2 separate regions of the Homo sapiens genome follow, and region 1 is linked to region 2. The links are chromatin loops, found by intact Hi-C in ENCODE. Cell type or tissue: A673. All regions are shown on one strand. Links, peaks and the distances in the headings refer to the core of each region. The heading gives the core; the rest is flanking DNA.

Region 1 (16,485 bases), core at 7,324-12,323, 220 kb after region 2:
CCGGATGTCTAAAGGTGGGTCAGCCTAGCTTTTTAAGCTCTTAAAATGTCTTTGATTTTTGTCAAGGTTACCAAATTAACAGAACTCTAGGACCTTTTGTCCTTACTTAAAAGTTAAAACTTAGAGGCTCGCACTACATACATTTTGATTTTTTTTTTTTTTTTAGATTTCCCACATTAGGTTTGGAGATAAACTCACGAATTTATAAGAAGGGCTCTGGAGATAAGCAAGGCAAGGCTTGAAGCTGAGGTCCCTTGTAGTCATGAGTGCTAAGGGAGTATGGCCTCTGATTTCAGAAATGGAGAGAAAGTTTATTTTCATCTATGATTTATTAATTTCTTTAGCAAATATTAATTATTAATTAAGCATCCTGACAGAGCAGGAGCATCGCCATCTTGGACAAGAACCACCATTTTAAAGTTCCCCTTGATCAAAAAACTGCCTAATCCAATCAAAAGGGCATCAGCCTAATGGCTAATGTCAGCATGACCATGAACCACAAATGACATCTCCGACCAGAAACACTCCAATTCTAAGATAAACCCTTCCCCAACCAGAGACATGCCAGCCCCAAGATAACCTCCCCTCTGACCAGGGAGAGGTCAGCCCCAAGATTACCTCCCCTCTGACCACAGACATTCTAACCCCACAATAAACTCCTCCACTCAGAAACATTGCAAGACTGTGATATGCTCTCTCCCTAAACCCTTAAATACTCTTAGTCTTTAAGAGAGTGTGCTCCTGACTGAAATTGGCCAGAAGCCCCTCTCAGATTTATTCTCCAAAATAAACCTGTCTTTTACTGTTGAGTCATTTTTCATGTTTTTCCTCTTTAACTGTTACACATCCTACTATTGTATATTCTAGTCTTTGGGGAAATAGCAGTGACAAAAACAAGCACCTATGTTTGCCTTTATGGAACTTATAGTCTACATGGGGACACAGGACATACATTTGCAGTTTTAACTTGAATAAAAATTGCTTGGGGAGAAAAAAATTCTCTATGATTCTTTTTCTGCTATGCATCTATCTATCCATCAATTTATCTACCTAGCAAATCTGTCTTACTCTGTCCATTAGTTGAGCATTCTTACTGTATCTTTTTAGGTCCACTTTGACTAGGGACAGATAGGCAGGAGACAGATTCCTCTACACACTCTTTGTTTAAAGTTCTGAATCTTCTGTAAATGACAATGGATCAAATAGTTCAATAAATATTTATCTTCCCAACCCATGCCATTCTGCTACTGACACTCAGTGTTAAGGGAAGAAATGTTATCTTTTTTCAAATGTTAGTAGGTTCATGCTCTTAGAATTCAAAATTCCCAGTGATCAAAGGGTTTTTCAATTTAAATAAATAGAATACTTATTGCATTTAATATAAGACTCCCCTGACATGGGTGCTAGATAGGTTCTGATGCTAATTTTTTTTTGTTTAATTTGTTTGTTTTAGAGACAGGGTCTTACTCTGTGGCCCTGGCTGAAGTGCAGTGATGCAATCACAGCTCACTGTAACCTCAAAATTCTAAGCTCAAGCCATCCTCCCACAGCCTCCAGAGTAACTAGGACTACAAGTGTGCCACCAGAATGGACTAACTTTTTAATTTTTTGTTGAGACAGACTCTTGCTATTTTACCCAAGCTAGACTCCAACTTCTGGCCTCAAAAAATCCTCCTGCCTTTGGCTCCCCACAGAGGGCTGAAAATACAGGCATGAGCTACCATGCCCAGTCCTAATTTTACTAAATCTATCAAGGTCTGCTTTATTGAAATTTTTTTCTCAGAAAAATCAAATAACATGTTTAAAATAATTAATACCACACCTTAAATTACTTACAAACTCTCTCAAGTGGGAATAACATAACAGATGATGGGATTGTAACATTTGGAAATAATTATTGCAAAGAAGTATAGTTTGTTTCTCTGAGCTTCACTATTTCTGACATACATCATTAGTGTGCAGTGGTAAAATGTTCTATTTGTAGAATCTCTCAACAACTTTAATTAATTAAAGGAACCGAAGAAATAAATTCTCCTAATGACTGAAAATTACTTTTAGACATTTAGTTTTGAAGAAGTAAAAGGTTTCTATTCTCAATAAATAAATAAATAAATTTCTATTTCCAGGGATGAGCAAATGGGTGAATATGTACATTGGTTCAACCTATAATAATTTTCTGACTATGACCCAGGTACTTCCCTTCTTCAAAGAGTTAATTGGTAGTAAAGATAGATATAAACTCACAGTCAAATCATGTGAAAATTGCAATGGTATTGATTGAGGGTACTATAGTAGTAATGAAGAATGATTCCAAAGGTAGAAACCAACAATTGTTATGGGCTTCTGTATCCAAGTGACTGTGTAAGCATTTTGTATGCATTCTCTTTAATACCCACAACCACTCTGTGAGATTATTATTATTATTCTACTTTTACTATGAGAGAAACTGAGTCATGGAGTGTTTTTTTATATTTTTTAAGTAATTTGTTCAAGGCCACACAGTAAATGGCGTAGCCTGACGTGGCAGGTGGGAGGGTTTCAGGGAACATGGGCTGAAGATGTTATTCTCTTTGAGCCTGAGTGATTGGTTAGAAGAAAAAACACAGAAAGAAGGGAACCGTTATAGAGACACATTTCAGATAGTGAAAACATTATTTAATAAAACACAGGGGTGATAAATATATGCCATGTGAAGCAAAATTTGGCATCTTGGTTTTATCATGACAAAACCTGCCATATGGACTATAGAGAAAGATGAACTAGAGAACTCATCAAGGGCCTCTTCAGGGAGGGTGGACTTTGACATGTTGTGCATAAGAAAAAGTTATAGAGAGGGAAGACTGCCAGTTTTGATTGTTATAAATATTATTTTGGTAATGGATTTGATTAGACAAAAGTGGAACAGAACAACAAGCCACAAGGACCTTTCAGGAATTTAAGCAAGTGAATTAAAGCCTCAGTTGAATGGAATGAGAAGGAAAAATGACTACAAAGTACTTTGGAGGTAAATTTGGCAAGATTTGTTCATTGACTGGATGTGGGATGTGAGGAAGAAAGAGGAATCATAAGAGCAATTCATAGGTGTCTAGTTTCAATGGATGATGATGTCATCAAGCGAGGAAGTGAACTTTTCAAATTTAAAATTAGAACATGTGGACACATTGAGTTTGAAGTATCAGTGTGCCTTCTAGCTCCAGATGTCCAGTAGTTTGTTGAATGTTCAGGTCAGAAGCATGAGAAGAGTTTAGTTGTACAGAATGAAAAAACTGATCACCCAGGTATAGTGTGCACAATTATGAGTTGTGAGTAATGAGTGGAACCCTGAGGATCATCAATATTTAAGAAAAATATAGCAGAAGAGAAGCCCAAGGAAAAGCCCATAGAGGAAACGATGAGAAAAGCATGCCCCAGATAAGAAGAATGCAAGCAATGCCAAATGAAGCAGAGAGGGTCCAATATTAAATTATTACATTAAATAAATTAAGTTTGTTTAATAATATTAATTAATGTGAACAAATACACTTATAAATTACTTAAATTATCAAATTAATTATTAAATCCTCATATAAAGAGTTCATTGGGTTCTGTAATTGAGTCATTCTTTGAAATGCTAGTTGTACAACTTCAGAATTAACTTTATAAATTCACAGGGACACCAGAGATAGGCCTCTGAAGATAGTGCCTCTGCTCTTTGTAAAGGTATAAAAGGAGGTTCTTACCAATGTGTTGCACATATTCGTAAGCAGTAGGGTTGAAGGAAAGAAATGATTATTTTTAAGTTGTTTTATAATCTATTAATTATAAGCCTAAATTTTATACTCAAAGTTGTTGGAGATATTACTAACTCTCATCTAGTTCAATTCTATAATTTTATAGCCGGAATAATAATGGTCAAAATTTATTGAGTGCTTACTTTGTACCAAGCCAAGATCAAATAGCTTTACATGTAGAAACTCAATTTCCCATGAGTACATGACAAGTAAGATATATAACTTGTTCATGAGCACACAGCTAGTAAAGGGAAAGCCAAGATATAAAGCTAGGGTGATGCCCAATAACATATTTAACCACCACCACTCACTGACAATGAGAAAAGGGAGTCCTGTAAATTGTGTCATTGGTTATTTGATTGGAACCATCATCCAGGGCCTCTTCTTCAACCAATGTGCCCCCATTTTATGCCCCTTTTGACTCACTAATGAAAAAAAGGGGGTTAACCCCGTTTGCAGACATTGAAAATGAATAGAATACACTGATATTATTCATCATGCACTGCCTTGGAAAAAGCTTATTATCCTGGGTTCGATTTTTAGGCTAAGTACAGACCCAGAATCCATAAGCTTTTTCAAACCTTGGAAAGTAAGAGGCCCAGCATTAATGTGAAATACTGTGGCATTTGTTGTTGTTGTTTTGTTTTGTTTTTGTTTTGCTATGTACATTGGCCTTCAGCTCCCTTGTAGGACTTCCCTGATCCTAAAATGAAAAGTGGATTAAAGAATTTGAAAATAATATTTTCTATACCTGCCACTAATGATGACTTGTAATTTCTCTCAGGAAAAAGGACCTTCATAGTACTCAATAATAATAAGACACATTCTTGATCTACACTGGTAAGGACTTGAGTTTACCATACAATACTTACTATTGTATAGGATAAATTGAGTTTTCACTAAAACTAACAAAATAGATTACCTTTCTGAATTCTGAAATTGGCAAAAACCAATTTTAGATATATTGAGTGGCGAACTTTTCTAAAAGTTGAAACGTTTATCATCATTCATTCATTTGCTGTACCCTTTTTCACACAATTCTTAATCATCAGGTGTTAACATATTAAACTAAGGAGGTATGTTGTTTCCTTTACACTTTTCAATTACAGGGAGAGATAGAGGAAGCAAATTAGGGAGCAAGCTGAAGAAGCTGAATGCAAACTTCTGTGCAGGACTTGAAAGCAATTGCTTCTGGCCTTCAAACCTGGACTTGCAATATTTCACACATTAGACTTCCTATCTTCTGGGTGAAAGTCTGATATAATGAAAACATAATTGAAAGTAGCCATTTCTATTCTCTTTCAACTTCTACATACTAATAATACCTTACATTTTCTAACAAGAGCAGTACAATCACAAACAGTTGTGGTGTAGGTTATTCAGTCAAGTGCAACATCGACTGCACAGAAGTAGTCTTCCTCTCCCATTATTTCCCTCTTTTCTCATCCTACATAGACGGTACCCCATGATTTCCCTATGTGTGTTGATTCAAGTTTAGAAGTCAATCATCAGTTCTGTGGTCACTACTAAATTGCCTTCATACAACTCAGCAATAAAACCGTTCATTTAGGAGGAATAAGTTATCTGTACCCTAGAAATTAGAAGAGTTTACAGCATCTCTTTTAACATTTTTTATGTAAATACAGAATTATGGGACACTTCTGAAATGTGTCATGCCACTGTAGATGAAAATATACTTTCCTAGGTACATATGACTAAAATCAAGGTAATAATTATTAAGTGAATCTTATTTAATGGTACTGCAGGTCAGCTGTGATGATAAAGCATTCTCATAAGAAGAAAGTATACACATAAGAATGTATACATCATTTATGATCGTACAGCTTTCAGTATCTCCATTGGAACTTATTGCCTGCTACTTAGGAGCTGCAGATATTTAAATGTAGATGTGGATCTTGGAATTATATATCCCTGAATCTTTGCTGCTCAATGTGACTTCTTTTGAGTCATAGATCATTTTTGCAATAAGAAATCCATGTGGTTTTATTAGATAACCATGTCACCTATGGTCTTAAGTAAGTCAGCAGGGCAGTCATGCCATTAGGCCCTCTTCTGGATTTTATAATGATGTGTAAGGGATCTGGAGCAAGGCAAAACACAACACTGTACATTTAGCAAAAACAATATGTTCAGGGACTCCTGTCAGCTTACCATGGGGCTGAGAGTCATATGTCAGGGCATCTTTTGGACTCAGCCTGGGTTCTGTTAGAGTAGAGGTGCCACTACTCATCATGCATGTCTCACCTTTCACAGAGAAGTAGAATGAAGTGCTTTAGTCAGTGGGTAGATGGATAGGCTGATTGGTGCCTGTATTCAATATGGGGTAACCCCAGATGTTTTTTACAGGAGAAAGCTATGTGCCTTATATGTGGGATCCATGGGGCAGTTTGATGGGATGCTAAATTAAGATCACCCCTGGTGGTGGGGAAAGTCCCAGTTTTAAGGGAATCTAAGCTTGAAATTCATACCTCCAGTAGGGGTAATGTTTGGCTAAAACTTAACAAACCAAGTCTGATTCATAGTACTTACTTCTCTGATTCTTTAAAAAAACACTGATGTCATTTTAACTCTTATTTTCGTTTCAGGGGTACATGTGCAGGTTTGTTATATAAGTAAACTCATGTCATAGGGATTTGTTGTACAGATTATTTCATCACCCAGGTACTAAGCCTAGTACCCAATATTTATTTTTTCTTATCCTGTCCCTCCTCCCACCCTTCACCCTCAAGTAGGCCCCGATGTATTCTCATCATTAAGTTCCCACTTATAAGTGTGAAGGTGTGATATTTGGTTTCTATTCCTATGTTAGTCTGCCAAGGATAATGGCCTCCAGCTCCATCTATGTTCCAGCAAAGAATATGATCTCATTCTTTTTTATGGATGCATTGTATTCCATAGTGTATATGTACCCCATTTTCTTTATCCAGTCTGCCATTGATGGACATTTACGTTGATTCCATGTTTTTGCTAATGTGAATAGTGCTGCAGTGAACATTTGTGTGCATGTGTCTTCATGGTAGAATGATTTATATTCCTTTGGGTACATACCCAGTAATGGAATTGCTGAGTCAAATAGTAGTTCTGTGTTTAAGTCTTTGGGAAATTGCCACACTGCTTTCCACAATAGTTGAACTAATTTACACCCCTACCAATAGTGTATAAGTGCTCTCTTTTCTCTGAACCTCACCAGCCTCTGTTTTTTTTTTTTTTTTTTTTTTTTTGACTTTTTAATAGCCATCATTATTTTAGAATTTTTTCCAAAGGTCAAAAACAAGCACACTGAAGTTTGGAACCTAAAATTTGCCTTTTTCTATGTATAGAAATTATTCTTCTGACCGCAGTCTTGGGCAGTTATTTCCCTCATCACAATTACATGACTATTATTATTCATGGTTAAAAGGTAAATTTTGCATTTTCTTTGAGTATGTTGCAATGGTTCAGACAAGGAGCATCCAATCTTTTGGCTTCCCTGGGCCACACTGGAAGAAAAATTGTCTTGGGCCACACATAAAATACACTAACACTAATAATAGCTGATGAGTTAAAAACAAAACAAAACAAAAATTGCAAAAAAAAATCTCATAATGTTTTAAGAAACTCTACGAATTTGTGTTGGGTCATATTCAAAGCCAGCCTGGGCCGCACGCGGCCTGCAGGCCATGGGTTGGACCAACTTGGTTTAGCCCTTCAAGCATGAACTTACGCAAAGCAGTAATGAGTAACCTGCTGTCTTTTCTCTATATTGGGGGACTTATTTTTCCTACCCTTTCTAGTTTGGTGATACCTTTTCTTGAAATATTTTTCTTAATAGTGAAATCATACCTGGTTTCTGTAATCCAGCTTCATATCCAGTTCTTTGCAAGGCCTCAAGGGCTGTAAGTGGCAGAGCTGGAACTTGAATTCAAGACTCTCTGTCTCCAATGCTGAGGCTCTTAACCACTCACTATATTTCTACTTATCTCATGAGTCTATGGTTTTATAATACTCAGTATTGTAAAATAAATAAATAGACAGATAAATGGACAAATAAAAGGAAAATCTTTTTTTCATAGAGACTTTCATTTATTTTCTAAGAAGCAGAGTTTCAACTTGGCAAAACCAGACGAAAACATGGACCCAATCAAAAAAAGAATTGCTTAAATTTTATTTCAAACTCAAAATGTGTCTCCACTAAGTTGGATATGGACTTAATAATTTTGCAGAAGTATTATATGTAAAAGTCGAAGCTGTCAAGTGATAGAGCTAGAGTTTATTCAGGATATAAAATTAAATTTTCTTTCGTCATTGCTCCACTAGCCTCTCAGTTGCTAGCATTAAGCAGTTCTTTACAGAACTACAATATTGCAGTCAGGTTTTTTTGTGTTGTGAGATGGCCACAAGTTTACAAAGCATCATATATATATGAATTCCGTGTGTGTGTGTGTGTGTGTGTGTGTGTGTGTGTATATATCTATATATATATACATATATTCTCCATATAGTCTTCCCAATCTACGTTTTGAGAGGCCAGGCAGAAAAAAGATGAGAAAATAAAGGATGTGTATTTAATTAGTCTCTAATCCAATGCTGGACATTTGCCCAGTAACTTCCCATGCCTCCTCTACCCTTAATCCAGCCTCTCTCTCTTCTAGAATGACCCTTATCTTCTGGAGACATTCGCACCAGCATGGCCCTGTGAAATCTCAAATGTGCCTTGGTTTGGGTAAAGGAAAGCAGCCTTGCTAGGCTGCCTAACACTTTTTCCAGGATAAAGACAGAATCAGATGTCCCACAAGGGGCCAGCCCAAAATCCATTTAAGTACCTCAATAAATTCTACGGCACATCAGTCTGTGAAGCTATATAAAACATATTTAACTCTGTTTTATGACCTATTTTACTACTTTTGAGAGCCTTTCCAAACTTTAGAATCACTGTTTTCTCCAGGAGGAAGGCGCTGATTGGCCCCCTGCAGTCCTGGAAGGCCATTATGGAGACTGGAATTGGTGTGCTAAAGTCATTATGATTCTCATGAATCCTCTATTTCAATACTTGGGTATACACATAGTGAAATGATGGTTTCTGTTATTGTTGTGATCCTAAGGAAAAATGGGTAATAAATTAGATTCAATTATCTAGAATGTCTATATAATTGTGGTACATTTTATTAAATTAATGATAGTTATCAGAATTGTTTCAGTTTCTCAGAATAAAACATCTGAGAAAACTACAAAGAAAGGAACCTTGGATACCTAACTGTGAAAACTGTACATTTTAAATTAAACTAGCATTTATCAAAGCATATAAAATTGACCCACTGTGTGACTTAGGACTTCATCTTTATCAGTTGCTGTTTACTCATTTATAAATATTACAAATGTACCATGTCACCTACAAATCCCTCATCTCAAAGATCCTATTATTCTAATATGAATTTATTCCTCAGTTGACATAAAACATTTAATTCTTATTAGGGGAGAATTTTGTTAAAACACATTTCATAAACATGGATGAATTTGATGTTCAAAACTTGTCAGCTTAAGAAAAATCTTGAATGCTGAGAGATTGATATTTTTATTTTATTGAGTAAGTGTTATAATTCAGGATAAAAGAGAAAATGTTTGTGAAGTTTTCTTTTTTCCATTGTGTAGATGCAATGATTTTTTTTAAATTAAGAGCAGATGGATATTTAGACATCAAAAAGAGCTGCTTGAAATACTGAACATTGCATTATTAAAGCTCACATGCTGAGGTTTGCTGACAAGAGGAATAGTCATAAAACATAACCTTTTATTTCATCAAAGAAAGTTATGCCTGCCCAAGATCTGAAGCCCAACATGCATAAAATGGTTTCACACTGGTGACATTCTATTCAAAACAGCTGTCTGAAAGAAAAATAAATGGGATTTAATCTGCCATGAAATGAATTGCACAATTTATTTTTCTTGAGGAAGTCATGCCTTTGTGACGTTGGTGAGCTGTAACAGTTTTGCTTCTAAAAGCAGTGTCTCCTTCTATGCCAAACCCATATTAATTCAGCCATGTGGAATTTTCCTACACAAAAAGCAGTTGGAAAGTCAGAGCAGCTTATCCAACACCTGATGCTTTTCTCTACCTTTAAAAGTATTAGTTTAAAACATGAGCCCAGGATAGACTTTCCATCCAGAGGTAGGTAGATTTTAAGATGCTTGGTCGTAAACATTGAAATATATGAAAACTGTCAAAGTCAACCATTAATGTCCTACAAAAAATGGAATTTCATATACTACAAACTAATGTTTGAGAAGAGAGCAAAACTGCAAAAAAGTGAAATGTGAGTTAGAAAAATGACAACTAAATGAGATTAATCATCTCTTCAAAATGAAATGCTTAAAAAATGTAAAAGCTACTCATAGGACAAATGTAAACATTTAGAAGCCCCAAATTAACTAAGTCAGAAAACTTTTCAATATAGACATTTTAAAGACAATCGAGTAATAGTATGTTTTGCTTATTTCATTCATTTAGTACTCATCATACCTTTTACAATAAAAGAAAAGAAAGCAAGCATAAGATTTTTTTCTACTGTGGAATTTGCTGTAATACTACATGTGATAACTAAGATACAACCTAATATAGGGTAGACATTGAAACTTAGGTTGTGCCTTTCCATTCCATCACTTCATTTTATCACATATTTTCCAAAATTCTTATATGCATGTTCAAATTAGCCTGCATGTATTTCATCGTAATGCCATTCTCTCAAACAACGTACATTAGAACACTTCTAACAGTTCTTTTTTGTTAAAGCTAGCTACATAAAAAATGTCTATTTGCATGGTTCAGCAAATATATCTTTGTAAATTAAATGTGAATCCTAAAATAATTAAACTGAAAATAATTTTAACTGAGATATATTATTACTTTCTTTAGAAGACAGAAGATATTATCTCCATAATAACTTTTTGCAATGTTCTGACTACCAATGCCCTCATTATAAAAGCTAATCCATAATGCAATTTATTAAGAAAAAATATATATTTCTATAGTATCTCAAAATCCTTTTTCTTAATTTACAAAATGAGCACCTGCTTAAAACAGATTTCTACTAGAATAAATAAAGTATTGTAGTAGTAAGCATGAGGCTTGTGAATGTGTGTAGCATTCCTGAACACTTGAGAGATTATTCACATTCGCACTTCAGGAGAAAAAGGAGACAATACAAAGCTACCATAAACATGAAGGCAAAGGTGAGACTCAATAAGGATATATAACTATCATTATTTTTGTCAGATAAATTCTGTTGTTTCTGAAGACATTAACATCCAGTGAGACTGAATTTTTAATTTACAAGTAAGAGGGAGAGAAATCTCAAAAGTGCTTTTCTTCTGAGACAGATTCTACTCCAAGCATATTCTGCTACTGGTGGGTAATATCCATCTTTTACGAATGCACAAAGACTTTTTATGAGTTGAGTTTTTATTTTGTAACTTCCCAAACTTTTACCCCTTTATGTTGTAGGATAATTTTCCTGACATTGATTGCACATTACTGTGGTATGTTCATACATCTGACCACAGAGAGCAATGTCGCTCAATGTCCCAGATTCCCTTACATTCACAAATGTTAAAGCAATTTGTTAACAGAGCCATTAGGACAATCTGCACATTTAACTTTTATGCAACACGATATACAAATATCAGAAAGCAGAATAGCTCCTTTCCATTCTTTGGCATATAATCTTGAATTTCTAAATATACTGTTATATTTTTAACATTTGCTTAGTTCCTGCTACTAAACAGTATTTGGTTTGATATTGTAGTTTGATTTTTTTAAACGCAATTATCCTCACCATTTTAAATACGAATATTAAATCTAAATAACTCCAAGATTTATTTAGAGTGACTAGCTCTCAATAAATCTGAGACATAAAAATTGCTTGTCTTATAATCTAGTGAAGTACCTGATGGAATACCAGCACTAAAACATTTTTGTCGACTGTCGTCTCAGAATCTTTAAATGCACTTTAGTGTTAGTATTGTATAATATAAAATAAAAAGGCACTACCATTCTTCTTCGGTTTTACAACCTTTTTCACACTGATATCTTCCAACTTCGAATAGTTGTAAAACTTGTGCTGATTGATTTGTCTGCTTATGGAAACTTTCCTTAATGTATACTTGGAGACTATTTGTGTAAAATAGAAATTGAATTCAAGACTTGACATCATCATTTGTGAAATCATTAAAAATATCTCTGCTATTTTAAAGATTTAAAAACACTTTCAGCCCTGTGAAGGGTCTAGGATTTTTTAATGGTAATGTGGATCATTATAGGAATTGCTTTGCTATTTCCACATACATATGTATGTATACATACATATTGTATATACACATATATATATATAATATTTTTTCCTTGTGAACTTGGCATAAAATCTATTGGCTGATTCCAAAGCAAAATAGATTTATAAAGTTTTGAAAGACATTATTTGTTTAACAAAAAGGGAAAATTGGCAAGGGGATGAGGTATGACAGTAAATTGGAATTAAACATCAAATGCTATAAAATGAGTTCACAAGAAAGCAAGGCAAATGTCTACAATTTTTGGAAAATGGCGATATCTACCAAGGAAATATAACAATTAACGTTACATAAAATATTGTCGATGTCCTTTACAAACTTATAAATCCAATATTAATTGCACACTAAATAGTATAAACAAACAGCAAAATTTATTTTGTAATAACATGTAAGAAACAGGAGATTTTTGAAGTTACTTATTGCACCCATATTATTCACTGAAGCTTCAACTTTTGGGACAGAGTTTTGCTCTGACACCCAGGCTAGAGTGCAGTGGCACGATCTTGGCTCACTGCAACCTCCATCTTCCAGGTTCAAGCAATTATCCTGTCTCAGCCTCCCAAAGTGCTGGGATTACAGGTGTGAGCCACTGTGCCTGGCCATTCAACCCCAATTTTAAAATGCATGACAGTGATTTTGAAACTTTAATTCCTATAGAAAGTACACATAGATCCTGTTGAAATGCAGATTCTGATTCATCTGGTGAGGACTGAGAGTCTGCATTTCTAGCAAGCTTCAAGCTGCTGCTGCTGGTCCATGCACCACAATTTGGATAGTAGGAGTGCGGGCTGTCTAAGCAAAAGTAAGCTGGATTTCTTGAAAGTTGTTGGCATTGGGAGGATAGTTTCAAGTCTGTTTTTCCTTCTAAATAGTACATGGAGAATAACAGATCTTTCTGAAACTCAAATATTCAACTACTTCCCTTTTCTGTCCAGGAACTTTGAAACAAGCAGGAGCAGAAATGAGTGAGTGTGCGCCTGTGTGCCTCTGTTTGTGTGTGCATACTCGGGTATACAGCAGTGCCTCCATACTTGCATTAAGGAAAGTGTGTCAGCAACTCTCCTGCGACTATCCTCAATTTAGACTTGCATTCATCTAAGCATGCAAAGTTCAGGGAACTGTCAAGTTCAAATATACCCTATCTCTGAGGTTAAGCCCCAGCCCATTTCACACATTTCAACATTTTCCATGTGGATGCCGTTAAGGTTGCCTGGAATTTGGAGATAAGCCCAGGATTAGTCCTGCTTTAAAGTCACCATGAAGCCTTGTTATAGGCCTCAAGTTAAGTTGTTAAATGTATTTCTCAGAGCTTACTGGAAAAAAAGAAAATAGCCACATTCACTAACTTTGGTAAGCTTCAGATAGCAAAACACAGTGGTGGTTGTTGAAAACTTACCTGCAGGCCTTTACCTTCATGTTTTATAGATGGTGGACTTATGTTCTGAGGCTAAAATGACATTCTGTTACCAAGCTTGCTTTAGGAAAATGTCTAAACTGAGAACTGCAAGATGGAATATGCACTTTTTTTAAAGCATTTTGAGAACTAGGTCAATCTTATTTAAGCAGATTTTTCTAAATCACTTGGTAATAGTTAGCATTATTCTGTGATTATCTAATATTTTAGTATTTTACTTTATTGATATGAAACCCACTATTACAGAATTTAACAATTACTATATACTTATATTTGTTGTAAATATGCATTCTAAGTAATCAGCAAGTGGCTCATGCTAATGACATGTCTAAAATATTGGCTTTCTTGTATTTTTGTTCATGTATAGCTGTTCTATTGACCTGGAGGATGTAAAATATAAGGGAGTAATATTTGATTAAGTCTTGTTAAAGTTTAGTGCTTTTGGCCAAAGGATCTTGTAGAGTATCTGAAAAAGTTAATAGTGCAAAGGTGGTAAATAGTGCAAATACTGAACAGAAATGAAATTGGGATGTATTTCTAAAAGTAAATTTAAAGTGTAAAACAAACAAAAAAACTTCCTAAAGGAATCCAACAGAATTCCTATATCTTCCTGTATTTTCAAATTTATCTATCCTACTTAATCTGATTTTTAAAGAGTTGGTGAAAAGAACTCTACACACTATAGGGTTGTAGCTTTGGGGAATTTTCTAAGAAAAGTATAAGTTAATTATAGCTTTTAACAGCACAGCTACAGATGCATCAGAATAAAAAGGAGTAGAAAAAGTTTTTCTCTCTTAGAGGCCCTGTAAACAAGTGATGTCTAGGGGTATCTTCCTTTTCTTCTAATAGTAAAAACAATCTTGAAAAGGATTCTGCTAAACACTCTTCTAAGGCCATGCATATAATTTAGATAGATAACATAATCTCCTTATTGATTAAATTCTCAGAATTTTATTTTACTTCAATGCTTATAGTAGCTTATTGGCCATATTGGAGATGTTTTAAATGTTAAGGCAGTCCTAATTTCTCCAAATATAAATTACCATGATAACTCCTTAAATGGCCACTAAATGAATTCTTCTGTTGATTCTGGAGATAAATAAATCAGTAAAGAGGTAGATAGATAGATAGATAGATAGATAGATAGATAGATAGATAGATAGACAGATTATTGTGGATCACATTTGATTAAATTAAGAGAATCTCTTCTCCAGAAAGTATAGACATTTATACTATAGTAGTAGTAGAGTATTTGGTGAGTAGAAATCAATAGCTGAGAGCAATCGCTCTCCCATGAGCACACAATTCACTGAAACATCCATGGCGGCCCTCCATCATAACCTCTCCATGAAGAGTCACTATCATTCTCATTTTGATAAACAGAGACACTCAGAGAAAGTTAATTTACCAAATGTCGTACACTTAATAGTTGATGTTGGGATTCTGACCTGTGTTCATTACATTAATTATTTATAGTTCTCATAATTCAGAAAGGAGGAGTGATGCTCCTAAGTCCACTCAAGTGCTAATGTACATCAACCAATACTCTCAGATGAGATTTTCATAATCCAAAGCAAAAATTTGGAAAAAGAGTCTTTCCTAGTTTATATAATTTAAAAATTATGATGTATTATAAAAGATTATAGAAGCATTTTATCACCTATTTCTTTCAAAATTTACTTTTGCATTTGATTATAAAATTATACTTTCAATTTGATTGCTCATAAGAATAGAATATCTCAATGAAAGTTTTACCTAAGCGTTAAAGTAATGATTATCCTTAGAAATGTCCATTAGGAAATTCAAAAATCACCATTACTGTTCCTAAATTATCCATTTTCTGTTATCCCCTTTCACTAACACTAATTACATTGACAGTCTACTTTCTTCCCATCTAACATGACATACAGAAACATAGTCCACCAAAGTTGCTACTGTACCAAAGGTGACAGTGATTTGGAACCAAGAAAATGTAGGTGCCAGTATTTTCAACCTTTTCAAAGGCTTTCAACTGAAAAATACCTCTGAGAAATATTTAACAAGAAATGTTCTACAAACCATAATTTTCTGCTACCAAGTGTTTCTCACTCTATTACCCACCAGTTCAAAATTCTACTATAATAAATAGTTTACCAAGATAATCAAAAGTTACACTGGCCTATTTCTCCTAGTACCAGTCAATCACAAAGACTATTCACTTGGCAATCTGCAGCCTCAGATCTTTATCACCTTTTTCACTTTTTGAAGTCAACGTTTTATTAACACATTAAGTACCTATCTTTAGCCTGAGGTAATAATGATGACTGCTTTGAAATAGTAACCTCAATTAGAATAAAAAAGTGAATATGCCATTTACATTGTTTTTCAAAAATCTGCAAATTTCAGTTTTAGACAGTGGCTCTTATTAGGTAGTATTAAATGCATGCCTACCTATGCAACACGAGACAAAAACCTCTTTAAAATCAAACCTAAAATGACCAGGTTGATAGTTTAAAAAAAATATATATATATATATTTTTTTTTAATTTGAGACGAAGTCTCGCTCTGTCACCCAGGCTGGAGTTCAGTGGTGCGATCTCAGCTCACTGCAATCTCCGCCATATTAATAGTGTAGTGTCAAACAACCTCCTTTCTGTCATGTAAGTCCCAGTATATATAGATACTAGGCAACCTCTGAATCAGTATTTAAAAGAAGTGTATAAAGACCAGTATTTTAACTGACTACCTCTGTCAAAGAAACTTCACAATTAGCACACCAAGCAGTCTATCTTTTGCAGAATTTTTGAATACTATGAAAAAAAGATGTTTCTGTGACAAATAACATTTCCAAAACTTCAAATTAACTTCAATTAAAACTTCCAAAACTTCATTAACCCATGTGATCTCAAGTTGTATTCTCTTTTGAGACATAAGAATAATATTCAATCAAAATATTTTACTGTCATTCTTTCTAACAGATAT
Region 2 (16,485 bases), core at 4,387-9,386:
TATTACTTTATAGGGCTTTCAATTCCCAAGTATATTTCTTCAAACATATTATATATTTGCTTCATGTGCTGAATCTGATCATTCTAATGCTTATAGTCTTTGTGGGGCTGATTTGTACTTTGCTGTTTTCATTGATTTTCCTCATGTTGGCTTGTTTTCTGAGCAGGTTGAGTAATTTTATACTGTGAGATTAACTTTCTTAGAAATATTTGTCAGATTTATTTGAGGCATCTGTTTAAATAGCATTCATTTAATATATAATTATTCCAAGTAATTCTGCTAGGTTTTTGGGTGTCCTATCATCTTGAGGCCATTTTAATCTTAAATTTTTGACAGGATTTTTCAGGTCATATATGTCTACGAATTTGAGTTAGAAATTCTCAGAGGAGACTGTTCATTTTCTCTACTCCTCCCACAGCTGAAGTAAAGATTTTAAAATATGCTTTTATGTGACTAGTAGCTTCCCTCCCTCCCTCCCTTCTTTCTTTCCTTCCTTCCCTCCTTCCTTCCCTCCTTCCTTCCCTCCTTCCTTCCCTCCTTCCTTCCTTCCTCATTTAAACTCTAAAGTTGTTGCCAGTTGAAAGTCCTGAAATTGTATAGAAATCTCTCAAACTTTGAACCTTGCTATTTCTAGCTTTAGAAAATTGCTTCTGGCCTTTCTAGGACTATTTACAAACCAGGTTCTAAGTCAATTATTCCCAGTTAAGGGTACTATTTCCATGTTTGGAATCGTTTGAAATCATGTGGAGTCATTTTTGCTTGTTTAATAGCTAAGGAGTGTTGTTATTCCTTCGAGGAACATTGCTCTCTAGTCTTCTAGAGTCTAGCCGAGACCACCAAAATTGGTAAATGCCCTTGAGACAAGCTCTGCCTCCAGAATGAGTCTTACTATGTGGAAGGCTTACTTTACTATCTGCCATGATACACAGATAAAGACTTATATATAGTTTTCCAGTATTTTAGGTATTCTATACCAACATAAATTTTTCTGAAATGTCAGTTGGTCACATCACTAGAAATGCAGGGCAAAAATACTTGTTGCGTTGAAAAAATTTTGATTATATACCAAAGCTATATCATGTAAAATTACCTAGTGCAAAGTAAGCACTTGAAATGTGTTAGTTTCCTGTAAATGGGAAATATCAGCAAAAATTTTTGACAACAGTGGACAAACATAGAATTCTGTCTTCGCTGCATAGTACGTAATTTGATGATGTTAAAATATTCTGAACTGAAGAAAACTTATATTTCCTAATCAATGTCTCTGGGAAGATGCCAGTTGTTAGTTTTCACAAAATCAGATTGTCACCACTCAAGTCAGCTGATTATCTAAAGTTGGATGTAAATCAACTCAGCAGCAGCCTCCCTGATGAATATTAATGTGGGTCTGTGAACCATTCTCTCTTCTTCCAGGAGGTAACTTTACTCACCATGTTGCAAAACCTCACTCACGTCATTTGCTTTTGCTAAGAAAATACGCTTATGCAGATTTGAATTTCTTTGTCACTAATCTAATAACCACATCCATAGAGATAAAAACACACGGTCTCCTGAAATATATATACTGGCTAAGTGAGAATGTAAGAAGACTGGTTTACAATGAGATTTAACACATCTAGCTAAAAATTTGATTCTTGAGGGATTTTGTGAAACCACGGAGTGTCAGAGGAAAATGAACTATCAAATTGTTCAATAAATCAGCTCTTGTTCATAATAAATTAATAAATCACGTGGAAATATTTCTCATATAAACAACACCCAAGAGGCCACTGCTATTGCAAAAGTGCTGAGGGGATGAATTTAAGACAATTTCTGGAGACATTCCTCTTCTTTGGAAACATATTTTTTTCAGTTTTGTGTCTTTGCTAATCATATCAATTACCAGTAATTAACAAAGATCAAAGTAAATAAACATATCAGCATTTAACCATGTCATAAGCTGACTTTGAAGACAAAAAGCCTAAGCTGAAGAACGTGTGCTCTCACATTATTTCATAGAAAGACTGCATGTCTAAATCAGTGTGGCAGATTTGAAATACAGTGTGGTGAAAAGACTCAATTATTGAAAGAGCTGATAATTTTGCAACAACATGGAAATATTTAAAGTCATCCTTGGCTTTTGTGAGAAATTTTTTTTAATGAAAGATAAAAATAAGCCATTCTATGGCATCAGATAACAATTTTTACCACATATGATATTGAATAAGGGCAGGAAATTTTTTACATGAGTACTGCCTATCTCAGTTTCAATATGAGTCTCTTCTGGAAAGATGTGTTCCAAGGGATATTACATGTGAGGGTACTTTGGAAGTATAAAGCTCCATAAAATCACAAGGCCTGGTGATTGTCATCATTATCCCCAGTCTACTTTCTCATTTCCCCAGACTCAAAGAAAACAGTGTATTGCCTGTGATAGGCTCAGCTCACGTATCCATATTGTGATGATGGTGATTATCACTATTTTGGGGAGTTGTGGGGAGCAGTTTGTATATATTGATCTTGACTGTGACATTTTCTGACTGTCATATATCGCTGGCCATCTGGGTGAAATCATGAATGACAACAAAGTTGCTGAGTGCCTGTGCTTCTCATGGGGTCTTGTGAATTGAGACCAGCAGAGAAAGCAGCAGTGCTTACCTCTGCTTGAGTCACACAGAAAGCAACAGGTGCCATCTAATGCAGGATCCTTGGGGGCCTGTGTAAACAGCCACCGGGAGAAACTGCCACAAGAGAACCAAGTTAACAGACCCAAACACAGTGCTCTGAGGTGGTATACAGTGGAAAATGAGAGGAAGGCATTAGCTATTACAATACTGAACTATTCAAAGGCAAGGGACCTGTGGGGCGTTCTTAGTTTAGAGAAAGCATTCATATATTATACAGTGATGTTATGTCGACCAATTTTCTGGAAATATAAATAAATTTGTATAAAACAGGTTGGTACTCTGGACACAGAGGGATAAAAATTCGAAGGGAACAAACTGATAAGTAATTTCATATAATTTGGATTTTGAATCTTTGTCACTAGGCTTTCTGACTCATTAATGTATTCTCAGAAACCTTTTGAAAAAACTTTCTCATGGTGAAAGTCACCCACTCAACATTATTTTTACTGTGTCAGTAGTGCTATATTTGCTTGGGCAGGGATATTAAAATATTCATTAAACAATTATTTAAGGTCACCCAGGAGAATGCATTTATCCCGACTGCCCAGCAGTATGAATGGGCTCTAGTGGAGACCAGGGAAGGAAGGCTCCCTATGGTCATGGGCTCTCTGGTTCTGTCCTTCTTTCCAGCCACTGACTAGAGGTGGAGACCGTTTGGCAGGATGAACTCCAGTGTCTGACAGATTGTGACACAGAATATTCCCTGGGTTGCTCAAGGTACGCTCTCAAATCCTAAGCCTCACTCACATAAGTATCCCCATGGCAGAGAATTTCTGACCTGCACAACCCGTATTGACAACCAACCACTGTCAGTCTCTACATAGAAACATTTTATTATGGTTGTTGTGTTGTTGGTCACCCTGAACTTGTCCTCAGAATCTATTGAGACAATAGTTTCCTTATTAGGCTTTTTCTTAGTGATAGTAGTTATAGTGGAACTAATTTACTAAGTTCCTGATACACCACAAATGTATCAGGTGCTCTACACAGTGCTTTATGTATATACTATATTATTTCAATCCCCTCAACAGTTCTGCAAAGCAGGATAATTAATCACCTTTTACAGATAAGAAGGCTACAACTCAGAAGTTAGGTAATTGATTTGTAATCATGGAGCTTAACAAATGGCAAAAGACAGGATTCCACATGGGCTTTCCTGACTGCAAGTTCTTTCCACTGTACTATTCATTACCATCCATGTTCAAACAACCCTTAGACCCAAGCTCTTTCCATCATTTATGAAATGTATGGCTGGGTACATTACAGAAGCCTTTTGAGTCATTCTTTTGTCATTTATATTTAAGGATTTTTTATGATGAAGGATATCATAGCACATATAAAATGTGCAGAGGACTGTAAGGTAACCAGAAGCGGATTGTCCCTGTGTAGATGAATACCCAGCACAGTCTCCCCCGGTTCCTGGTCCCATCTTGCTCAGAGCACTTCATTCTGTAATGAGCGTGCCTCATGGCCATTAGAATGGGCAGTGTCCAGATAATCCAACTGATACCACCTTTAACATAGTTAAAAATTTAGGGACCTACCATTTTTAGAAATAATTAGAGGCAGCTTTAAATAAAAGAAGTACTTAGAAAAGCAGAGATGGATGAAAAGAAAAGAAAACCCCTTCCCTGATGAAATGATCAATAAAATAGAATTAAGGGCTGAAAGTACAGACCACAAATGCCAGTAACTTTTGTGAAAGCTCCAGTCAACAACACTGCATTGCCTTAAAACACCATTTTATAACTAAAACCAATTAAATAATTAACCAACATCACACATATAGCAAATCCCAAAACTGTAAATCAACAAAAATCTGAAGTGCTGAGTCACTGATTTCAGAAGCAATTTCTACACCAAATCCTCTTTAAGAGGTAAGCTGGCAAGACACACTAACACTTAAAAAACTGTAATAGAGAAACACACAGCTGGAAATCCATTTCAGAAAACTATCAAATTTAAATAACAAGTCAAAATTTGAAAACAGTGTCAGTGCTACAGACAAAATATTAGAAAGTAGAATAATAAGCTGAAGCTTTTATATATGACTTTTAAACAGATCCAGATTTCATAGAGGTTAAGACCTTCTCACAGCAGCAGAGGCAGCGAGAATTTGAAATCAGATCTGTTTTTAAATAATATCTCTATCTCTTGCTAGACAAATGACCAAGGACAGTTTTCTCAAACTTTTCTGACCTGGGTTCCCTTCTATATAAATAGGGCTGTATTGAATAACCATAAAGGATTGTTGCTGGTGTATGTGAATTATCTACATGAAATGTGTGCACTTATCATGTTTCCTAGTTAGCAATGGACTTTCATCATGATTATGAAATTCTTAACATATGATGGAACAATAAAAACTAGGTATTATCATAACAATGTTTGCAGTAAGGAAAATTCCCTAAAAATAAAGACTGGAAAATAAAAGGAGTAGAGATTATGCTGAATTTAGTTACAACTTCAAAGCTGTTTCTGGAGTTAAGAATTGTATACACAATGCATGTAATACGCATGTCATGAAGGCAGAGTTGTATCGGCAAGGCTAGGAATCCCCTGATAACTTTTTCCTCCCTGCATTTGAGTCTGCATTTGCTGTAAGTGACCTTTGGGTACACACAGTCGTGATGGAGCCTTTTTCCAAATATCCTGTCCTCTTATGGGTACCGCTAATTGGAGAGCACAGGAGACTTTCTAATCGTGTGTGTGTGTGTGTGTGTGTGTGTATGTGTGCGTGTGTATACACATGCATGCATGCACGCTTGCATGTGTGAGCACCTCTCTAAAAATATATCTTATTTGTTGGAAAATGTAAATGCAAAGTAGTAAAACCAGAAATATCATAGTTTATATATTTTAGATAAAATTCAAAGGAATTATATATATTTAGACCCTATTATCCCTGGTATTCAGCTATAATTTATATCTGTGTTTCATTGTTGTGGTTAGATAATTTATATCTAAATTATGTACTTGAAGCAATTTTTTTCTTGTGTTAAAAGGCCTTAACATTTATTGTTATTAGTTGTTGCTGGTTGTTTGTTAGCTGTTTTTCTCCTTCATACTCATAATTCTCCCCAATCTTATTTTCATATATTCTGTTTGCTTATTAGAGGATCTTTTTTTGTCTGTGGTAAATTTTCTAATAAATAGAAAGTGCCAGTTATCTAATCTCTGACTCTGGCTTTGGTTTTAAAAATAAAATTTTTATTTTATAAATAAAATAATTATTTTAAATATTTAATAATAAACAATTTATTTATGTGGGGTAAGGGAGAGAGATTTACAGTCAAATAATCATACTACTGCAAAACCTCTCCTGTGACAATTTCCAATCACAGATTCCCTACTAATCCATTTTTCAGACTTTGAAGCTAGGACTACATTTACAAAATACATTTAAAATTAATTTAAACACTACAAGACTGATGCATTAGTTGCTTTTGTGTTTTTCTTCTGCAATCACTTCACAGGTTATCAGATGGTTACAAACCTATTCTTAAGCAATAGTTACAATCTGAGATCACCAGAACAGGAAATCTAAGTCAAATCGAAACAGGAAACAATTACAATACTTGAAGAAGGAAAGTTTCCTTTTTTTTTGTTTTTCCCAAGAGCCAGTTGCGGTTAGGGTTGTAAAATTCTGCACAGTGACTATAAGAAGTGGTGTTAATAGTGGAGAAGTATGAGAAACCTACATTTCAGTGAACAAGGGGCAATGTATTACTCTGGTCACTTAAACAAGTTGAGAAATGTTAATTGGAATGTTAATAGCATCTAAACCAATCATATTTGTTTACCCTCAAAACGTGTTACTGGCAAAAGTCCTGAAATTGAGTTTGTTTGACAGTGCTGAATCATAGTAAAACATCTGAATAAAAGATTTTACATTCTTGAAAATATTATATGTATAGATATAGCCCTGGTCATGCTTGAAAACTGTGGGTTAACCACTTCAGAGTATCTGCCCTGAGCTCTCTGTAAGGGCTTCATGCACCTCTTTATCTGAGAAACCCTTTTCAGGCCAATACCCTGGAGAAGAATAGATCAAGACTAAGTATAATAGGAAGATTAGCTAATGTTTCTTTTACATTACCATACCACTTATTTTTTTTATTATAATAGATTACTGGAACAATTCTCTGAAAAGCCACCATTGCTTCAAATCCTTGGGAGTGAGAAATTCAGAGAAATTTCTGTCTGTAGTTGATAGAAATATGATTCTATTTTTTAAACGCCTAATTGAATGTTTATGAGAATTAGTCTACAGTTTTTTGATGAATAGGGGATGCAAACTTTCATTAAGCTGTAATGACCTTTATAAAATTTCTTGGGGAAAAATGAATCTTGACCTTGGCAACTAGCAAAACAATTAGAACATGGCTATTTCATGGTTATTTCACCAGTACATTGTCAACAATGAAGCATAATAGTTTGATGGTGTGCATTCATGCAGAGTAGGGAAAAGGCCACATTTGCATGGAAATTCAATTTATAATTGTTTTTATATTTTATTGATGCTTGGTGAATTGGATGTAAAAGATGCCATTTTTAAAGGGGAATCAAATTTGACAAATCATGTAGCCGGGTAAACACTTACAGTAATTATAATAGTAATTGCACTCTGTTCTATTTAGTGATATTATGGGGTAAGAAGAAAACATGTACCCACTTCAATAATTCTAGATATTTACTAAGGTCAAAGGGACTTATGTTTTGGAGCATGTTTTCATGCTTTTTAACCAGGGTTAGCATGAAATCCATTTAAATAAGATTAAATTTGAGAAATCCAGGACTTGATAATCAGGGAAAAAGCAACAGGTACAACATAACCTTGACTTTATCAAGGTTGTTGATAATATAATTAAATCATTCCTATTAGTAAAGTATGGTAGCATCTAAAATAACACATATATGTTTTTCAGATGGAACATTCGGAAAAATGAAATAACAACATGTACAAGTAAACAGAGGCACAGAAAGTAATAGGTCATTTGGAACACAGAAATTGGTTTGAGACGGTTGGAACTTAGATTACACAGAGGCAACATAAATGAAGAGACTGAGAAGACTTTTAGAGTCACATGTGAAAGGTTTTATCAGAATTATTTATGTAAAAAACTGATGACAATTTTCAGGGGTAAGTGGGAGAGTGTATAGCAGAGGTTCAGCCTGCAGGTGTGAGGTCAGACTTGAGTGTCTGATATATTAACCTACTTGTTGTGTGTCTCTGAGTAAGTTATGTAATGACTCTGAATCCTAATTCCTTATTTTTAAAAATAGGATTAGTAATAGCTCTTTTCTCATTACGTTTCAGAGTTGATTAAACATAATAATCCATGTGAGGTTCTCAGCTCAGATTCTTCTGTGTAGTATGCTAGTTATTATCATCATTATCTTCCAGAAATGACACTTGGAAGGCAGTATGGGGAATAGATTTCAGGGAGGCTATGCTGTGGACAGAACTGTGACTGCAGTCCGCATCATAGATTGTACAGAGAGCACAGACTGTAGCAGTGAGATGAGTGTGCAGAGAACAGCATTAGGTGATCTGATGACTTGCTAGGAGGTAATAGTCAATAATTGTCACAATCATCATTTCAGTCTGGGGAGATATGGGTGCCTGCCAATTGAAAGATATGGCCAATATTTTGTAGAACAGGATTACTGTACATAGAAAATTTGACAATACGGGGGAAAAGCACATTCAAGGAGGATCAGGAAGGTTGCCTGCAGGGCAACTTATGTCAGGCAGAGACACAATGAGAAAACCAGGAGTTGCAACCATTTGAGTGAGAAAACGGTGTCTGAGGCTAACTACAATGCCTGGGGCATGGCTTCGGAGAAATAGGCCATGAAAACATGTTATTAGAAACCATAGAGAACTGCCACATAATTTTGCCATATTATCCTAAATTGCTTAAAGTAGGGCTTCATAATTTGTCAAGGATAAAGAAGGGATGTGCTTTTTTTGTCTTCAATTCAACAATAATGATGGTTTCACCTTTCTCCCCAATTATGTTGAATTTCTTGCACTCAGTGGAAGCCTTTTAAGGCCAAGGGATTTAAATACTAAGAAGATACTGCTCATTCTGGCTTATTCCTCTGATACGTTCGATAGTGTCTCTGCCTTCAATTAAGGGGTATTTTTTAAAAAAACTTGTCTTCAGAACATCTAGACAGTCTTAAGTCACAACATATTTCCCTTTGAAAACTTTTGAGTTAGACTCCTGGATTATTCAAAGAGATAGCTGTTCTATATTTTGTAGGTTTGGGTATATATTGCTGTCTTCCTATGAGATGTTTCTATTCAAAGATCTGTGCAGGGTTCATTTGTCACTTCACCTAGCATGTCTGGTCACACAAAAAGATAAAAACATTAATACACGAATAATGTTCTAATAAAATAGCCTGGCTTGCTTCTTTTTCTCCTGCTTCCGAACAATAAGGTTTTCCTATTCTTGTTCTATTATTGATCTGTGTTAGTTCGCTAGGGCTGCCATAACAAAGTACCATAGACTGGGTGGCTTAAACTAGGGTCCCCAACCCCTATACCAGTCTGTGGCCTTTTAGGAACCAGGCCACGCACTGGGGGGTAAGCAGTTGGCAAATGAGTGAAGCTTCATCTGTATTTACAGCTGCTTCCCATTGCTTGCATTACCTTTCTGAGCTCCACCTCCTGTCAAATCAGTGGGGCATTAGATGCTCATACGAGCACAAACCCTACTGTGAACTGCTCAAGAGAGGGATCTAGATTGCGCTCTTCTTATGAGCATCTAATGCTTGATGATCTGTCACTGTCTCCCATCACCCCCAGATGGGACCATCTAGTTGAAGGAAAACAACCTCAGGGCTCCCACTGATTCTGCATTAGGGTGAGTTGTATAATTATTTCGTTATATATTACAATATAATAATAATAGAAATAAAGTGCACAATAAATGTAATGCATTTGAATTATCCTGAAACCATCCCCGCACCACCCCCACCACTGGTCTGTGAAAAAGTTTTCTTCCACAAAACTGGCCCCTCCCTGGTGCCATAAAGGTTGGGGTCCACTGGCTTAAACAATGAAAACTTATTTTCTCACAATTCTGGAAGCTAGAATTCTGAGATCAAAGTGTTGGGATGTCTGGTTTCTTCTGAAGAACTCTCTCCTTAGCTTACAGATGAATGTGTTCTCATTAAAGACCCTACCTCCAAATACAGCACCAGTCTGAAGTAGAGGGGCTAGGACTTCAACATATGCATTTTGAGGAACACAATCCAAACTGTAACAGCATCCACTTGTATTAGGGAATCAAATCACTTTTAATTTTCTCTGGAACTAGCCCCACTGGTTATCCTTTTCCTGCAAACCACCAGCCTTCTCCCATCCTCCACCTCTCTATTTCCCTACCTTCAGCAGATGCACATACTCAGGACTCTCAAAAACCCCTCCACACTGGGCTGCCCGGGCTCGTCTGGATGATGTCTTCTCTCTCCGTACCTTCTCATCCCATTCCTTGAACATGGAGCTTGTCCAAGATTTAACTGCCTCAGCTCCCATGTATTCTTCCACCTTCTGCAAAAGGGCATCTTTCCCAAACACTTAGCTAAAATACATCTGACAAAGATCATCAATGAACTCCAAATTATCACATCTAGTGAAGACTGGACTTATTAGAGAAATAAAATACCACCAGCCCCTCCTTCCTCCTGGTACTATATTATTCACATCTTGGCATCTGTCGTACTACGTCCTCCTTCCACGGCCCCTTTCTGTTTAAATCTGTGGATGGATTCTTCCTCAACCTAGCTCATAATCCCTCGCATATCCTCGGCTCCCAGTGTGCTGAGGGTCATCACATTCTTCACGTTTAGGTCTCCAATCCTAATCTTTCCTTGATAGCTTTGCTGCTGAATCTACACTCTTGGATGTCTCAAAAGCACCCCATATCTAACATGCTCACACTGAGCTGCATCTTTTTTTTCCCTTTATGACTTCTAGCTTTTCCTTTGATGTTCCCTTATTTCAGGGGTTGGGGTTGGGATAAGGATAAAAAGTAATTGAGGCCTAGAATAAGGCTGCTGTTGATGCCGAGTAAACTCCTTGGAGTAGGAGAGGAAGACAGAGCGGTAAATGCCACAGGTTTGCTGAAGCATCATTGCTTGTCCAATCTTTTTCCTCATCATTTTCACGCATTGCAATTAATACATTTTTAAACTTGGGCTTTGAGGAGGCCTGCTACAGACAAATGTTTGTGTCCCCCCAAAATAACGTAATATGACAGTATTTGGAGATGGGGCCTTTCAGTGGTGATTAGGTCATGAGGGTGGAAATCTCATGAATGGGCTTAGTGACCAGATTAAAGAGACCTGCGAGAGCTCCCTTGCCCTTTCCATCATGTGAAGACACTGCAAGAAGACAGCTGTCTATGAACCAGGAGGTGGGCCCTCACCAGTAACCAAATCTGCTGGCACCTTGGTCTTAGATTTCCCAGGCTCCAGAACTATGAGAAACAAATTTCTGTTATTTATAAGCCATCCAGTCTAGGGTTTTCGGTTATACTGGTCCCAGAGAACTATGCCAGGGCCCAATGAATAGCATGTCTTTCTTCAACTGAGTTCTGTGCCAACTGAAAAGTAGGATGATGTAGATGAAGAGCGTCCAATTTTTTGGCTTCCCTGGGCCACACTGGAAGAAGAATTCTCTTGGGCCACACATAAAATACACTAACACTAACAGTAGATAATGAGCTAAAAAAAAAAATCACAAGAAGATCTCATAATGTTTTAAGAAAGTTTACGAAGTTGTGTCAGGCTGCATGCAAAGCCGTTCTGGACTGCATGTGGCCCACAGGTCATGGGTTGGACAAGCTTGACGTAGATGTTCATCTTTGTTACTTTTTTTTTTTTTTTTTTTTTTGAGATGGAGTCTCGCTCTGTGGCCCAGGCTGGAGTGCAGTGGCGCAATCTCGGCTCACTGCAAGCTCCGCCTCCCGGGTTCACGCCATTCTCCTGCCTCAGCCTCCCGAGTAGCTGGGACTACAGGCGCCCACCATCACGCCCGGCTAATTTTTTTTGTATTTTTAGTAGAGACGGGGTTTCACCGTGTTAGCCAGGATGGTCTCAATCTCCTGACCTCGTGATCCGCCCGCCTCGGCCTCCCAAAGTGCTGGGATTACAAGCGTGAGCCACCGCGCCCGGCCCATCTTTGTTACTTTTAAAAACTAGTTTAAAAGAGACCTTAGAGTGAGAGATAATGGCTTCGTTCACTGACTCCGGGAATTAGGCTGACTTGCCCTCCAAGGTCAGGCCTTTGTGCTGCTAGGATAACAGCCTGGGAGAGAAGAGGAGAAAACCTGGGCTTGATGCAGACAAATCAGCCGCCAAGTTCTATTCCAGAAAGCATTCCATGTGAGTTTATTTGTCCATGATTTAGATAAATCACTAGAGAAGAAACATTAGCATCCTTGCCTCCCTCTTCAAATTGCCACTGAGGAGACTCGTTTCAAAATTTTTGGTTTGTACAGAATTAACAAGAAAAGATACATCCATTTTTGAGCAAAAAATGCACAGAAAATAGGATTTTTATACAATATATTAATTATTCTGTAATTAACCATCAAGGACTTGAATATGAGTCTTCTGGGTGTGAATTAAGAATTCCTGAATTCGTATTTTTAGTTATCTATATCAACTAAGGAAATGTTTAAATAATTTTGTAATAAGATATCTGGCCCATATGACTCCCAACTAACAATTTCAATTCAGGTTCTGGCACTCATAGTGGAGACACCAATAAACAACCCATAGAAAATATAATGTCTTGACAATTTTTTTTTTGAGACACAGTCTCCAACTATCTCACCCAGGTTAGAGTGAAGTGGCACTATCTTGGCTTACTGCAACCTCTACCTACCAGCTTCAAGCAATTCTTGTGCCTCAGCTTCTCAAGTAGCTGGGATTACAGGCACCTGCTACCATGCCCAGTTAATTTTTGTATTTTTAATAAAGACAGGGTTTCACCATGTTAGCCAGGCTGTTCTCCAACTCCTGGCCTCAAGTGATCCTCCTGCCTTAGACTTTTAAAGTGCTGGGATTACAGGCGTGAGCTACCACACCCGGCCAACAAGAAGTATTTATGACCAGAAAAGTTGTTTTTGATACATATTAGAAAAAGATATGTTTGCTGGTTCTCGTCTGAGATAAGCAAGCTGTTTTGTGAAATTATGTATGATTTTTTTTTCTTTCTTAGAGGATTTTACATATTCTGGATCAACCAGTATTCCATCATAGACTATCTCAGGGCTTACCTATCAGGGCACAAGCAGGACATAGGTTTAGTGATATTATTTCATGGGGCCCATCAACTCTGTGAGGGACTTGAATCCAGTCCACAATTGGAATTCAGATATTTGCATGCCTCTCACAATGAAAATGAGTTCTCCAAAGTAAGCCAGACTATATAGAAAGATATTTGAGCTTCTGAGAAAAAAAAAATACTAATGAGTGAAGATGAACTTTTCAGGCTTATCTAGGGGGCTGCATCTGACATCTTTGATGACAGCTATGTCCTCAACTCTCCTCACCCCCAAGTGAATGGAAGGTGTATGAAAAAGTTCTGTATTACAACAGAATTCTTTTTTTTTTTTTTAAAGGAGCTTCACAGTGTCAAAAGTTGTGCTGTTGAAGCCTTTTTCAAAAAACTAGTTATTGAAAATGAATCTTTTTCTTGTTAGTCAGAAGCAAAGAAAGATCACCAAAAGTAGATATTTAATAAGAAATTGGTGTGTAATTGTGCATAATGGTCTCTTATGATTCCTTTTGTTTCTGTGGCGTCAGTTGCAGTACCTCCAATGTCATTTACGATTTTATTTGAATCTTTTTTTTTCCTAGTCTAGCTAAAGGTTTGCTGATTTTGTTATCTTAAAAAATTTTTTTAGTTCCATTTATTTTTTTCTGTTGTTTTTCTATTCTCTATTTTATTTATTCCTGCTTTAATATTTTTTCTTCCCATCTATCTACTAACTTTGGATGTAGTTTTTTTCTTTTTCTTGGTCCTTGATACTTAAAGTTATGTTGTTTATTTGAGATTTTTTTAAATGCAGGCATTTATTGCTATAAACTTCCCTCAGTATTGCTTTTGCTGTATTCTACAAGTTTTGGTATGTTGTGTTTTCATTTTTATTTACATCAAGGTATTTTTTAAATTTCCATTTTGATTTCTTTTCTGATCCATTGGTTGTTCATGAGTGTGTTGTTTAATTTCCACTTATTTGTCAATTTTCTGGAGTTTCACCTATTGTGGGTTTCTAGTTTCATTCCAATGTGGTCTGAAAAGATGCTTGGTGTAATTTCAATCTTAAATGTGTTAAGACTTATTTTGTGAACTAAGAGAATATCTATCTTGGATAATGTTCTGTGTGCCTTTGAGAAGAATGTGTATTCTGATACTGTTGGTGGTATATTTTGTATCTGTATGTTAGGTGTACTAAATCTACAGTGTTGTTTAAGGCTGCTCTCTCTTTGTTGATTTTCTGTCAGAATGTTCCATTCATTATTGTAAGTAGAGAATTAAGTCTCTTACCATCAGTTTATTGCTGTTGATTTTTCCATTCAGTTTTATCAGTATTTATTTTATATAGTTAGGTGTTCTGATGGTGAGTGACTATATATTTATAATTTTTATATCTTACTGATGAAATGAAACCTCATATAATTATTAATATATAATGTCCTTCTTTGTCTCTTGTGGCAGTTTTGGGCTTAAAGACTATTTTGTCTTATATAAGTATCATCACTCTTGCTCTCTAGATGACATGGATAAATTCCTAGAACCATACAATCTACCAACACTGAATCATGAAGAAATAGAGAGTATAAGCAAGCCAATAATGAAGAAGGACATTGCATCAATAACCATAAACCTCCCAAGAAAGAAAAGCTCAGGATCAGATGGCTCACTGGTGAATTCTACCAAACATTAAAAGAAGAATTAATGGCAATCTTTCTCATACTCTACTGAAAAAATCTGAAGAAGAGGAAGCACTTCTAAACTCAATTATGAAACCAGCATTACCATGATACTGAAGCCAGACAAAAACAATACAAGAAAAGAAACCTAAATGCCAATATTTCTGATGAACATAGATGCAAATATCCTCAACAAAATACTAGCAAATCAAACCAAATTCTACTGCACATGAAGAGAATCATAGACCACGACCAAGTGGGATTTATCAATGAGACATGAGTTTGCTTCAACATATACAAATCGAGTAATGTGATACATCACATTAACAGAATGAAGGATAAAAATCACATGATCATCTCAATAATACAGAAAAGCATTTGACAAATTTCAACAACACTTTCATGCTAAAGACTTTCAACAAACTATCCAAAAAAAGACAAAAGAATGAATATTGGTTTCCCCTTAAAATTAGTACGTTAAAACCTAATACCCAATGTGACAGTATTAAGAGGTGGGGCCTTTTGGGAAATGATTAAGTTTTGAGATCTTTGCCTTCATAAATGGGATTAGTGGCCTTATAAAAGAGGTTGAAAGGAATTGCCTTGCCCCTTCTTCCATGTGAGAGCACAGCAACAAGGCACCATCTGTGGAGCAGGGTGGGCCCTCTCCAGACACTGAATCTGCTGGGGCCTTGATCTTGAACTTCCCAGCCAAGATAAATAAATTTTGTTCATGAATTATCCAATCTAAGGTATATTTTTATAGCAGTTTGAATGGACTAAGACACCCATTTAACATTAGTTAATGCAATTGCCTTTGATTTACTTTCCTCTGCCTACATGAAGATGAGAATAAAAGAGTGCCTTGAAACTCGTTGTTTCATCTACTCGGAGAAAGCTGAGGATGTTCTCAATTCCTTGACTCTGTCTCTCTGGATTCTCCTCAAGAGGACCCACTAGAGATCACCTTTCTGATTTAGTACAAAGAATACTTGTTCTCCTATGCAATTAGTTTGTTTTTATCTTTCCCCTTTAAACCAAGAACTATATAATTGAGCTGGTTTCTCTTTATGTTTGCCATTACAGCATTGTCAAACTTAGGATTTACCTGTAGCAAGGGCAAAGGTGGTAATTACAGTATACATTCCACTCTGCTTTCTCTCTTCTTCCATTCAGCTTTTAATTTATAAACTTATGCTTATTTTAAATATCCTTATAATGTGCCTTAATATCTTTTTCAGAAAAAATTGGAGGCACAGAACAGTAGAAAATACATTTATTTTGAGTGTAATCATTTACATTTGTTCCTTTTCAACTAGTCACACATAAGGAATCTTTTTCCCACTAGAAACACTTTATAGATGAGCTGGGAAAATGTGCTTTATAAGCTATTTATATCTCAACCTTTTTTCTTCTCAACATGATTGGACTATGCATAGGGCAAATCAACTACTCAGAAATATGACACTTTTTTATGAATATGAGATTATTTATTTTAGCATTAATTACTTGTATAGATTACCAATAGAATGCAACATAATTGAAATAGAGCTACGGAATTTTCTTAAAGAATAAAAGTGTAATGAGTTCTTTAAGACACGAGAGGGTAATGCACAATGTGATCTAATAATAGAAAATAAAACTAAATGAGACAGAGTTAAGCACAAGGGAATTTAAATATCATTAGACAATAACATGAGACTATAATATTAAAAACAGGATTGTAATTACAAGACTAACATATTTGTAAATGTTAAGGAAATCTGAAATCAAGTGGGTCTGCTTTTTATCATCTCTCTTATCATTTGAGAACTATAAGTTCCTCTCAAGTGTTAAAGCATTAAATGTTTAAGAAATA

The links. Peaks named below come from ENCODE experiments on the same cell type or tissue, not always from the same donor. Only the 100,000 strongest peaks of a DNase experiment are listed, where the experiment ranks them.
Region 1: it touches region 2 in a loop (1.9-fold over the local background); 1 of 110 quality-filtered maps calls a loop at or near these places.

What each region holds. Positions count from the first base shown.
Region 1 is chr4:172,349,385-172,365,869 of GRCh38, reverse strand. The region is part of intron 5 of GALNTL6 (polypeptide N-acetylgalactosaminyltransferase like 6); the gene reads right to left. Among named protein-coding and RNA genes, the nearest start is that of GALNTL6-AS1, 370 kb to the left of the region's middle. In A673, for the core only: no CTCF peak of the experiment used is centred there; DNase peaks (open chromatin) are centred at 8,689 and 9,669.
Region 2 is chr4:172,563,850-172,580,334 of GRCh38, reverse strand. All of the region lies in intron 5 of GALNTL6 (polypeptide N-acetylgalactosaminyltransferase like 6), which reads right to left. Among named protein-coding and RNA genes, the nearest start is that of GALNTL6-AS1, 150 kb to the left of the region's middle. In A673, for the core only: no CTCF peak of the experiment used is centred there; a DNase peak (open chromatin) is centred at 6,264; H3K27ac peaks cover 930 bases.